Linked DNA regions of Homo sapiens: region 2 is linked to region 1. Evidence: chromatin contacts called from ENCODE Hi-C data. All regions are on one chromosome and are shown on one strand. Each heading gives the region's core, a stretch centred on a gene start or an enhancer-like site at or near the end of the contact. The rest is flanking DNA. Distances are from core to core; before and after follow the strand shown. Region 1 overlaps LOC124905977. Region 2 has its middle 120 kb from the start of LINC00954.

What was found. Hi-C counts contacts between places; a loop is a spot of excess contacts on that map. Pooled maps may share reads with other maps.
Region 2: a loop to region 1 is called in a map of aorta, with 2.5 times the contacts of the local background. The contact joins two enhancer-like sites. A Hi-C loop is called at or near these places in 2 of 168 maps with a recorded cell type or tissue (aorta and tibial artery) and 1 of 50 pooled maps.

The regions. Positions count from the first base shown.
Region 1 is chr2:19,685,970-19,690,488 of GRCh38, reverse strand. The region is part of intron 1 of LOC124905977; the gene reads left to right. Among named protein-coding and RNA genes, the nearest start is that of LINC00954, 180 kb to the left of the region's middle. Within about 2 kb of position 2,393, at least 2 of the 41 ENCODE cell types and tissues checked have a DNase peak (open chromatin) inside an H3K27ac peak, as active enhancers do.
Region 2 is chr2:19,744,270-19,749,166 of GRCh38, reverse strand. No RefSeq gene overlaps it. Among named protein-coding and RNA genes, the nearest start is that of LINC00954, 120 kb to the left of the region's middle. Within about 2 kb of position 2,071, at least 2 of the 41 ENCODE cell types and tissues checked have a DNase peak (open chromatin) inside an H3K27ac peak, as active enhancers do.

The DNA.
Region 1 (4,519 bases), core at 1,144-3,643:
CCCCGCCCTTCCTGCTTTTCCCTCCCCTCCCCTCCCTTCCCTTCTCTCCCCTTCCCTCTCCTCCTCTCCTCCCCTCTCCTCTCTCCTCTCCCCTCCCTTCCTTCTTTCTCTCTCTTTGCTTCTTTACCCTCTCTTCCTCTCCTTTTCCCTCCTCTTTCCTCCCCACCTCTCCCCTCCCATTTCCTCCCCTCCCTTCCCCTCCCCCTCCCCTCCTTTCCTCAACCCCTCCCCTTCCCTCCTCTCCCCTCTCTCCCCTTTCCTCTTCCTCCTCCTCTCCTCTCCTTATCTCTCCTCTCCTCTCCCTTCCCTTCCCTTCCCTTCCCTTCCCTTCCCTTCCCTTCCCTTCCCTTCCCTTCCCTTCCCCTCCCCTCCCCTCCCCTCCCCTTCCCCTTCCCCTCTTCCTTCCTTCCTTCTGGGCTGAGCTTATGTGGGGGCCTGAGTGACCCCAGCTGTGATTGGAGTGCTACAGGGCCCTGAGCCATCAGCCTAGCATTGTCATCAACTCATTGGCGGGGTCACGATGGCAAAACTGCTTGTTCTGCCTCAGCTGGGACAGACTGGGGGGGTGGCGATGACTTGCCAGCCAAGTGAGAATAAACACAGCATACTTCTAGTCCAGTCCTGCGGGGCCTTGGTCTTGACCTGCCAAGGCCATTCCTGGGCACACTCTGCTTCTCTCTCCAGCCAGACCACTGTGTTTGTGCAAAAAGAGGTCGAGCTCATTGCATATCCAGCATGGATCCCCTGCCCTTGGCTCTGGGGAATGATCTGGAGGCACTGTGCCGGAGTGCTGTGTGTACTGTTGAGGCTCCATAAATGTTCAAGAGCTGTAGACTTCAGGGCTAGAGGGATCTTTGGAATCAGCCCAACCCAACCCCCTTTCACAAGGGTTCTCAACAGGGACACCCCCAAGTATTAGGGACTAGAATCACTTGGGAGGGCACTTTCAAATTAAATGGACCCCCTCAGCAATTCAGATCATTGCCTCCCAGGGGTGTGTGTGTTGGGGGGGATGGGTGGAAGGTAAATAATGTGTCCTAACCGTGTTGAGTTGGAGCAGATGGGTGATTGCAAACTATAACCCACCAAATTCCATCTTCCAGACCCTGCCTGAATGCCTCTAGCTATGGAACTCTCTGCATGCATAGTGTCCATTTTTGTTGTTAGACAGCTTGACCATTAGAGAGAAGAGCTGCGTCCCTGGACTGATACCATTGGTTCTAGTTCAACGGAGAGACACAGCTTGGAGTCGGACAAACCTGGATTTTAATCTCACTTCTGCCATTTATTTAGACATACACGCTTGTCAAGAGACCTACCACCTCTAAGTCCCTTTTTTCCCTTCTTCAAAATAGGGATAATTGTGGCTACTTTTTGGAGTTGTTGTAGGGATTGCAGGAAATGATGAGAGTAGAGAGCTCATCCTAATGCCTGGCAGTCACTCAGTATCTTGTATTCCAGGGAGCCTGTTGGCTCCCTCTTCTGTGAGGTTGTGCTTCAGGTATGTGAAGATGGTGCTTATGCTCCCCTGCTACTACTTATTACAAATGGGAGCATCAGTCTGTTTTTATTAAACACAGGGCAAGCAGAGCAGGAGTGTAATAGTCCAGTAGATCTGCCATTATCAAGTACACAGAATGGGTGGCCTAAACAGCAGAAATCAATTGTTTTACAATTCCAGAGTCTAGAATTCTAAGATGAAGGTGTTGGCAGGGTTGATTTCTTTGGAGGCCTCTCTTTTTGGCTCATGGATGACTGTCTTCTCCCTGTGTCCTCACATGGTCTTTCTTATGTTTCTGTGTCCCAGTCTTCTCTTCTTACAAGGATACTGGTCATACTGGATTAAGGCTTCCCTAATAATCTCATTTTAGCTTAATTACCTCTGTCTTCGACTACAGTCCCATTCTGAGGTCCTGGGGGTTAGAATTTCTACATATAAATTTCAAGGAACACAATTCAGTCCATAACAAGGTTTCAGAGGAAAGCACAGATGTTTAAGGTAGTTTAGTTGAGCGATAAGCTGAATGCCATTCGTGTTTGCTCGCCGTTGGTTGACCTGCCTAGTGGTCCTATCCTGAGGCCCAGCTGGATGGAAGCCGCCTGCCTGGGCCTGGGCTACTGCTGGCACTCCACAGCGTGGGGGAGCTCTGCCCTCTCTACTGAGTGGCTGTGGAGTGCATTTCCATCGCTGACACCTTGAAATGTTTTATAGGGCAATTCCTGCTTGTCAGCAGCCGCGTTTCTTAATCAGCTCCTCGTTCATTTCTCTAAAGGCGCCTGACACTTTTGACTAGCTCCAGAGGGTTTGGTGTGGGCACGAACATCCATGTGTTCTTGGATCCAAGTGCACTCATACCCTGGGACCATGCCAGAATTCCCAACTTCTTCCATTATTCTTAGCCTTGAAATGGTGAGAGCAGGCATTTCAAAACCAGACTTGGGTTTTTGCAAACATAGTTTGGCCTTCCTGCCTACCTATTTTTATTTCCTTCATATTTGGAAAGAGAAAATTCCCAGACATGGGCCTGGGAATCAGGCCATTCTCAGGTCAGCTTGTAGCTCCAGTTTCTTACTTCTTGCCTCTGCCTTTTCAGAGAAAGCATTGTTTTAGCAAACTGCATTGTGGACTCCCATGAATGGATCAGGTGGTCACCTCTACCCAGTGAAGGGCATTGGAATGGTAGTTCTGGCTCCACCAGCTGCTCTTGTGTTCTTGCAACTGTGGCCCCTTTCAGGTGTGTAGAGGAGCAGAGCTGTTGATATAGCTGCCCCGGTGGAGTAAATGTTATGTCCATTGTTTTGGTTGGAATTACTGTCCCCAGGTACATGTTCATCCTACCTGGTCCTGCACACTGGCAATCTGGCAGCCACCAACTTCATCTAGGATCTGCTTCAGGAAAGTGATTAATATTCAGGCCCATCCCCAGCTCCTGCCCTTCCTTTTGCCATATTGTTTGTCCTGTGGCCTGGGCCACCAGAGCACAGCTATGGCTCCTTCCTTCTCAGCCACATACCACAGGGGACATAAACCCAGAGGAATAGTCCTTGCTGTGGTCTATCTTTCCTGGATGTAAGGCTTGTGCCCCCTGCCTGCCTTTGGTGGTACCTAGGTAATGTCATCTATGGGTGGGGACAGAGGGTCTTTTTCGCTATAAGGAGATAGCTTTGGCAGCAGTGGCTGTTTGAAAGAAGATTGGCCCCAGCCAGGGGAGTTCCTGCAACCCTCATCCATCAGCAACACTGCTTGGGTGTAAGTGAGAATGAAACAGCTGAAAACATTTGTTTAGCTTTTATACACATTTGTTTGAACGTTATTTATTTTTCCTCTCCTGCTGTGCCTTCTCTAGGAACAGGCAGGGAAGCTAGCTTTTTAGATCTCTTCTAGCATTTTGCAATGGTGGTGTGTTTGAGAGTAAGTGTGCATTTATTTAATGAGCCCTAAGTATTAATTTTATTTTCAGGAAAAAATTCATGAAAATGCACCCCCTGCCAACCAAATTCAGTGGACCAAGCACTTTGCCTATTTTGATGGGAGGAGTAGAGGTTGACAGCAAGCCTCGTGCCTGGCAGAGGATGAGGATTAGTGACAGGGGCTCTGACTGTGTAGGAATCTCCAGATATGGCCAGTAGGATTGTGAATTCCCCTGAAACCATGCCAGACAAGGACCAGGTGAAAGATTTCAGGGGTGGATAGCATGGAGAAACTTGGGGTGGCAGAAAAAAGTGTCATCAGTACCCAAAAGGCCCTCTTGTGACCTTCTGTGCGTGGCTGTCTAGTGGACAGAACTAGGACCAATAGGTAGACTTTATGATGTGGCCAGTTTCAGCTTACCATAAGGACCCATTTCCTCATGGAGAGCTGTCCAGCATGGGTGGGGAGTGGAACCGTCAGAGACCAGCTGAAACTACTGAGCTGAGATGTGTGCAGGTGCCCTGAGTGCTGGTCATCCTCTTGCCCCTGAGCTTCCTCCTGAGACTTTGCATTCAGCCTGGAGTGCAGCAGCTGCGTATACTTACTTTACTTCTTAGCTTTGTCCTAGGTCTCTCTTTCCCTCCTTGTTGTCCCCACTGGAGAAGAGACCTTTTGTGATAGAGCTGCAGTAAGGCACAGTTTCAAGGTTGTACTACTTTGTGTTCAGTATTCTATGCTGCCTTCAGCCTCCTACCCCATGCCTACCTCCCTCCCTCCCCTCCCAGCTCCCTTCATGTCTGGCCGTCACCGCAACCTGCAGCATGGGGATCTGTCCTCCCAGCAGCAGGGCCCTGGGTTGTGCCCTTCTCAGGCCCTCACTTTATAGAGCGCACAGTGCAGCAATATTGTTGGAGCCAGGAGAAGTTATGGTCTAAGGAAGAGAGCAGCATGTGGGGACCATTGTGCACTAGAAGGAAATCCAGGACTCTCTTTGATGGGAAAGAGCCTGGATTAATAGGATCTGCCCTTTCTCCCAAGTTCTGGCTGCAGCATCCCACACCCTGCAGATCAGAAGGACACACTGAGCCTTCAGAAAGCTAGCAGGCC
Region 2 (4,897 bases), core at 822-3,321, 59 kb before region 1:
CTTCCCACAGTTCCAAAAATGCAGATCAGGTAGAGGCAGGAGTTGGACTGGAGAGCAGGCAAGGCTGAGAGGCCCAGGGGAGATGGCATAACCTTGACCTCTATATTTTTTCAGCGGGAAAACAACTGCATGCCCCTGGCAAGGTTTGTTGTAAAAGTTCGATGAAGTAATCTGTGTAAAGTACTTAGTACGGGGCTTGACATTGCCAGCATTTCATATCCATTAGAGATGCTGCCGCCGCCAATGACGATAATGATACTGATTTTGATTTCCGTCTTCTTGGATTGTGAATGTACCCTGCTGTCCGCTGTGACGCTACCTCCTTTCCTAAAGCCGCCACCACTGGCATAAGGTTGCCAGCCACATTTGTAGCTGTTTGCAAGCTCCTCAGAGAAGTGAGATGCATGTTGAGAAGATGCTGGAGAAGAATCAGAGCTTTGTTTAGGGCCTACAGTTAAGGCTGGGACCTCGATTTGTAACATCTGCAATGTGTTTGCAGCATGAAAGATTCTCTTGCACTTCCTAGGCTTGGTAAATGATGGAGACAAAGGACAGCAATGTAGAGAAGCAGAAAAGATGTCAGCCAAAAATGGCAGAGGAAAAGGTCATAGACTGGGCAGAGGCTGCCTGGAAAACAGTGGTAGACCGGGAGTCAGGGCAGGCAGTGGCCACCAAGTTGTTCCACGTTTTGGGCAAGTCTTTCTTCATGCTCATTCTTGATGGTGAGAAGCTCTGTGTCTCCCTCTCTCTCACCTGGACCTCTCTTCCCTGGCTCTGACATGGGAGAGGGCAAGAAGACAGGAGGGAGAAGTGTGCTATGGGAGTACCTAGCCCTGAGCTGCTGGGGACCGAGGTGGACAGGCCCGGCACCTGGAAAGAGACCTCTCAGGCCTGCCTGGGAGAGGCAGGTCACCTGGCTCAGGGCTGAGCAGCCACACCCATTTTGGTCGCAGCCTACAGGAAGTCCTCTTTGGAGCCCTCTGGCTTGCGCCCTCTGTCGTGTGGATTTGGCACATTGCAAAAACAGTGGGCTCCTTGCCCCTTCCACATGGCTCATATGTTTTCGATTCCCTCTCTTCTCTAAAGTGAGCTGGAGATGTTGGTGTCACAGCAGGGCAATGCCGTGAAGCCTGGAAGAAGGGGGGCAGGGCAGTGAGAAGCCTGGGCCTCTGGGTGGGCTGGCCTTTGGAGAGCAGGTTGTTAAGGTGGTCAGCTCCAGGCAGTCGTAGATCTTTGCAGGCCTGACCTGGCCTGTTAAACCCCTGGGGGTGATACCAGAGAGCCCGGAGCTCATTGCTGATACAAATGTAGGCTGCGATTCTGAAGGCAAAGGTGGGCCATGGTTGGCCTTCCTAGAACCCTCTGGCTCCCAGTGGTTGGATGCCCCTGCTTTCCTCTGCAATGCCCCATCCCTCAGGGCGTTGGCCAGTGGCAGTGACTGCTGGCCTCGGGAGCCCAGGCTGAGGCCAGGCCAGTGCCCATGCAGCTTTGTGCTGCTTCTTCATCTGTGGCCAGACAGCCTGGTGGGTGCTTGTTGGTGCCACGAATAACATTTTGCTAGAGTGGAAGCCCAGAAAAATTCTTCTTTTGTTAGGTTTAAGTCTCTCCCTGAGATATCCCTTTTTCCACTCTAAAAATAGCTGCCTAGCACAGTTGCTACATTTGAGTCACCCACTCCCTGCTTAAGTACAGTGCTCACACTCCCTGCTTAAGTACTGCTTAAGTACAGGGCTAGGTGAAGGTCAGAGCCTGCGTCGTTTGCCCCTTCTCCCTTCTCTGTCTCTGTCTCTGTCTCTAAAAACCTCACAGTTAGTTACATGAAACAGTAAATGAACACTTGCTGTTTTGTAGAGCGTCTTCTCTTTGTCTTGCTCTGTGTTCTGCTCAGTGCAGGTAGCAGGTGCCATGCCAGGCCCAGGCCTTGTTTTCTGAGGCTTCTAGAGGGACTCAAGGGGCACTGTAGCCCCTTGGAGACCCAGTTGTACCCTGAGGAAGGGCTGCGAGGGAAGGGAGTTCCTCTCGCCTGGGGACTCGGGAAACTTCCTGGAAGAGGCTCACCCGTGGCCAACCTTGGAGGTGGGGGCATTGCCATGGCATGCCTGGCCCAGCTGGGGTAAAGGCTGGAGGGCCCTGGGTGGTGAATTTCAGCCCTGACCCAAGCTCCCCTAAGTCTTTGCCTTTGTGAGCTGGGGGAGCCTCAGGGCAGGCTCTTCGGTACCACTCAGGTGGGTGAGTGATGAGGACGTGGGCCCGGGGTCAGGCACACGCTGCATGCTCTCAATCCACTTGTGGGTCTGGCTGGGGGTTGGGGCGGGGGCACTGTCCACTGGAGGGCACTGCAGCACCACCTTGGGCCACCCTGGCAGCCCCTCTACCTTAAGAATAGAGCTTGTCTACTTCCTGCAGCAACCTCATGGTCAGCTCTAGAGACAGAGACAGGCCAGGTTCCGCCTGTCTAGCGATGATCTCCTGTGGGGCTGGGGCCTCCAGCGGGGTGCTCTGACACACAGTTTCCGGCACACTAGGCCCAATGTCTCCACATACCCCATGCCTCCCACCTTCATTCACATGGATCTGTACAGACATACATGTTCACCATCACACACAAACATGGGTCCACACATACACATTCCCAACCACACACATCTATACACTGACTGTCACACCATGTCAGTAACACACACACACACACACACACACACACACACACATGCTCTCCCACTGCACTTCTGTGGTGTACGTCGTAACATGACTGGCCCAGCCATGTGCCCCACACATGCAGGCGGCCTGGTGCAGCTGTTTGTGTGGTAGGGCTGATGTCATGTCAAGAAATTTCGTGTTATATTTAAAATGACACCTGTAAAAATAATCGTCAATTTGCAATTTAAATACTGTAATACTCAATTATGTGAACTGACAGGAAGTGCCCCAGTGGCTTTGGAGAACAACACGCTTGTGTGCCGCCACCCTCCAGTGTGCTGGGAGCTGCGAGGTGGGGACAAAGCCCAGCCTTCTTCCTGAGCCACCTGCAAGGTTGCCGGGGTCTAGGGCTTGGTGGCTTCTATACCCTGAGCGGTGCCCAGCGCTGCCTGCTTGCTGTCTGCACATCCCTCTGTCCTCCTCTCCCAGCTGCTTCCCGAGAGAGCACCTCTTGGGGATTTAGCCAGGCAACTCGAAACACAGTTTCCACCCTGGGAAGACAGGAGGCTCTGGCGTGACTTTCAGCCGTCTTCCGGCCTTGGGTTACAGTCTGAACTCTCAGAATAACAGGCCAAAGCCACAATCCCTTGGCCTCACGAGACAATTTTGCCATTCTGCAGCCCCTTTCTCCCTGCCCCTTAGTCTTTCACACGCAGCATAAAGTCTGTAGTTTGCAGTTTCGCAGTTTGGAACCCGCAGCCCCAAGAACCCAGCCCCACTTCCCAAACACCACACCTGTGTCTCCATCTGGCAGCGCAGCCACCCCTGGTCGCCACGGAGCACAAGCGGCAGGGTATACTAAACAGCACACTAATGGTGGTGCTAGCCCCTGCATTCACACCACTCCTGAGAGTCCCTCAGCTCAGCCTCACAGCCCCCAGCCACTGGCCATCCCAGAGCTTACAGGCTGAGCTGCACCCACACAACATCAGCCTGTGGGTGTTCTGCAGGCACCCCATGCTGAGCACACCCACACTGAACACCCTTCTCTCCTAGACTCACTCTTTCTTCCCTTTTCTTTTCTCCCACTGTGAGTGACTGCCCCTCACTCCCAGCTAACCATGCCAGAAAACAGGTCTTTGTTTTTGTCTTCCCCGGCTTCTTTGCCCACCCTGGCACCCCAGCCAATTGGTAACTGAGTCTTGTTTCTTCTACCCTTATGTATCTCTCCTATCTGATTCCACTCAGTTCTCTACATCGGTCCCAGTCTAGGAGCATTTTCTCCTCTGTACCAGCCTCCTTGACTCCAACTCTGTTTCTTTTCCATGGAGGTGGAAGAGCTGTTCCAGAGCAGCGCTGTTCAGTAGAACTTTCTGGGATGACGGAAATGTTCCACACTTCCACCATCCAATATGACAGCTACCAGCCACATGTGGCTATTGGGCACTTGAGATATGGCTAGTACAACTGTGGAGCTGCATTTCAGTTTTATTGAATTTTAAGTATTTAAATAGTCACATATGCCTAATGGGTATCACATGGGACAGGGTGGCTCTAACTTATGACTCAGAGCAGGCCATGCTGCTACCTCCATGCCCTCAGATTTAGAAGAAACGTTGACCTCTGTAGTCCACCTGTGGCCCTACCCCTGTCTCTGGTCTCACATCTCCTGGCTCGCCCTTCCCTTTCTGTGCGCCAACCTACTGGACTCCCCCAAGTTCCCTGAACTGAGCACTCCTCTTTTGCCTACTGTTGGGATTCTCACTGTTTCCTCTGCCTGGAGACACTCCCTCCCATCTATGAGACATGTTCCTTCCTGACCCTCAGGACTCAGTGAAGGCCGCCCCGCCCCCAACCTGGGGCCCTCCCTGTTTTCCCCAGGCTGACCTGGGCCCCAGCTCTGTGCTCCCACAGTACCTGCTGAAGCCGTTAGCCCCCTGTGGGACAGTCACCTGTATCTGTGACTCTCCTTTCCTGGATAATAACCTCCTTGTGTTGAGAATTGGGTTCTGCCCTTGGGAGTCTCCCCCTGCACCTGCCTCAGTATCTTGCACACAGTAGGTGCTCAGCCAGTGTTTGCTGAATTATTAAATGGAAAGACTGGGTGGCCCAGACACCAGCTGTGGCTTCTCAGCAGTGTGTGTCCTGGAAAGCGCAGTTGAGATGGATGCAGAGTAGAGAAATTTTTGGATTCTGTGGTCTGTTTCTTAATGGCCTCAGTTTTCAAGGTAAGGATGCGTTCATGCCTTTTGATTGA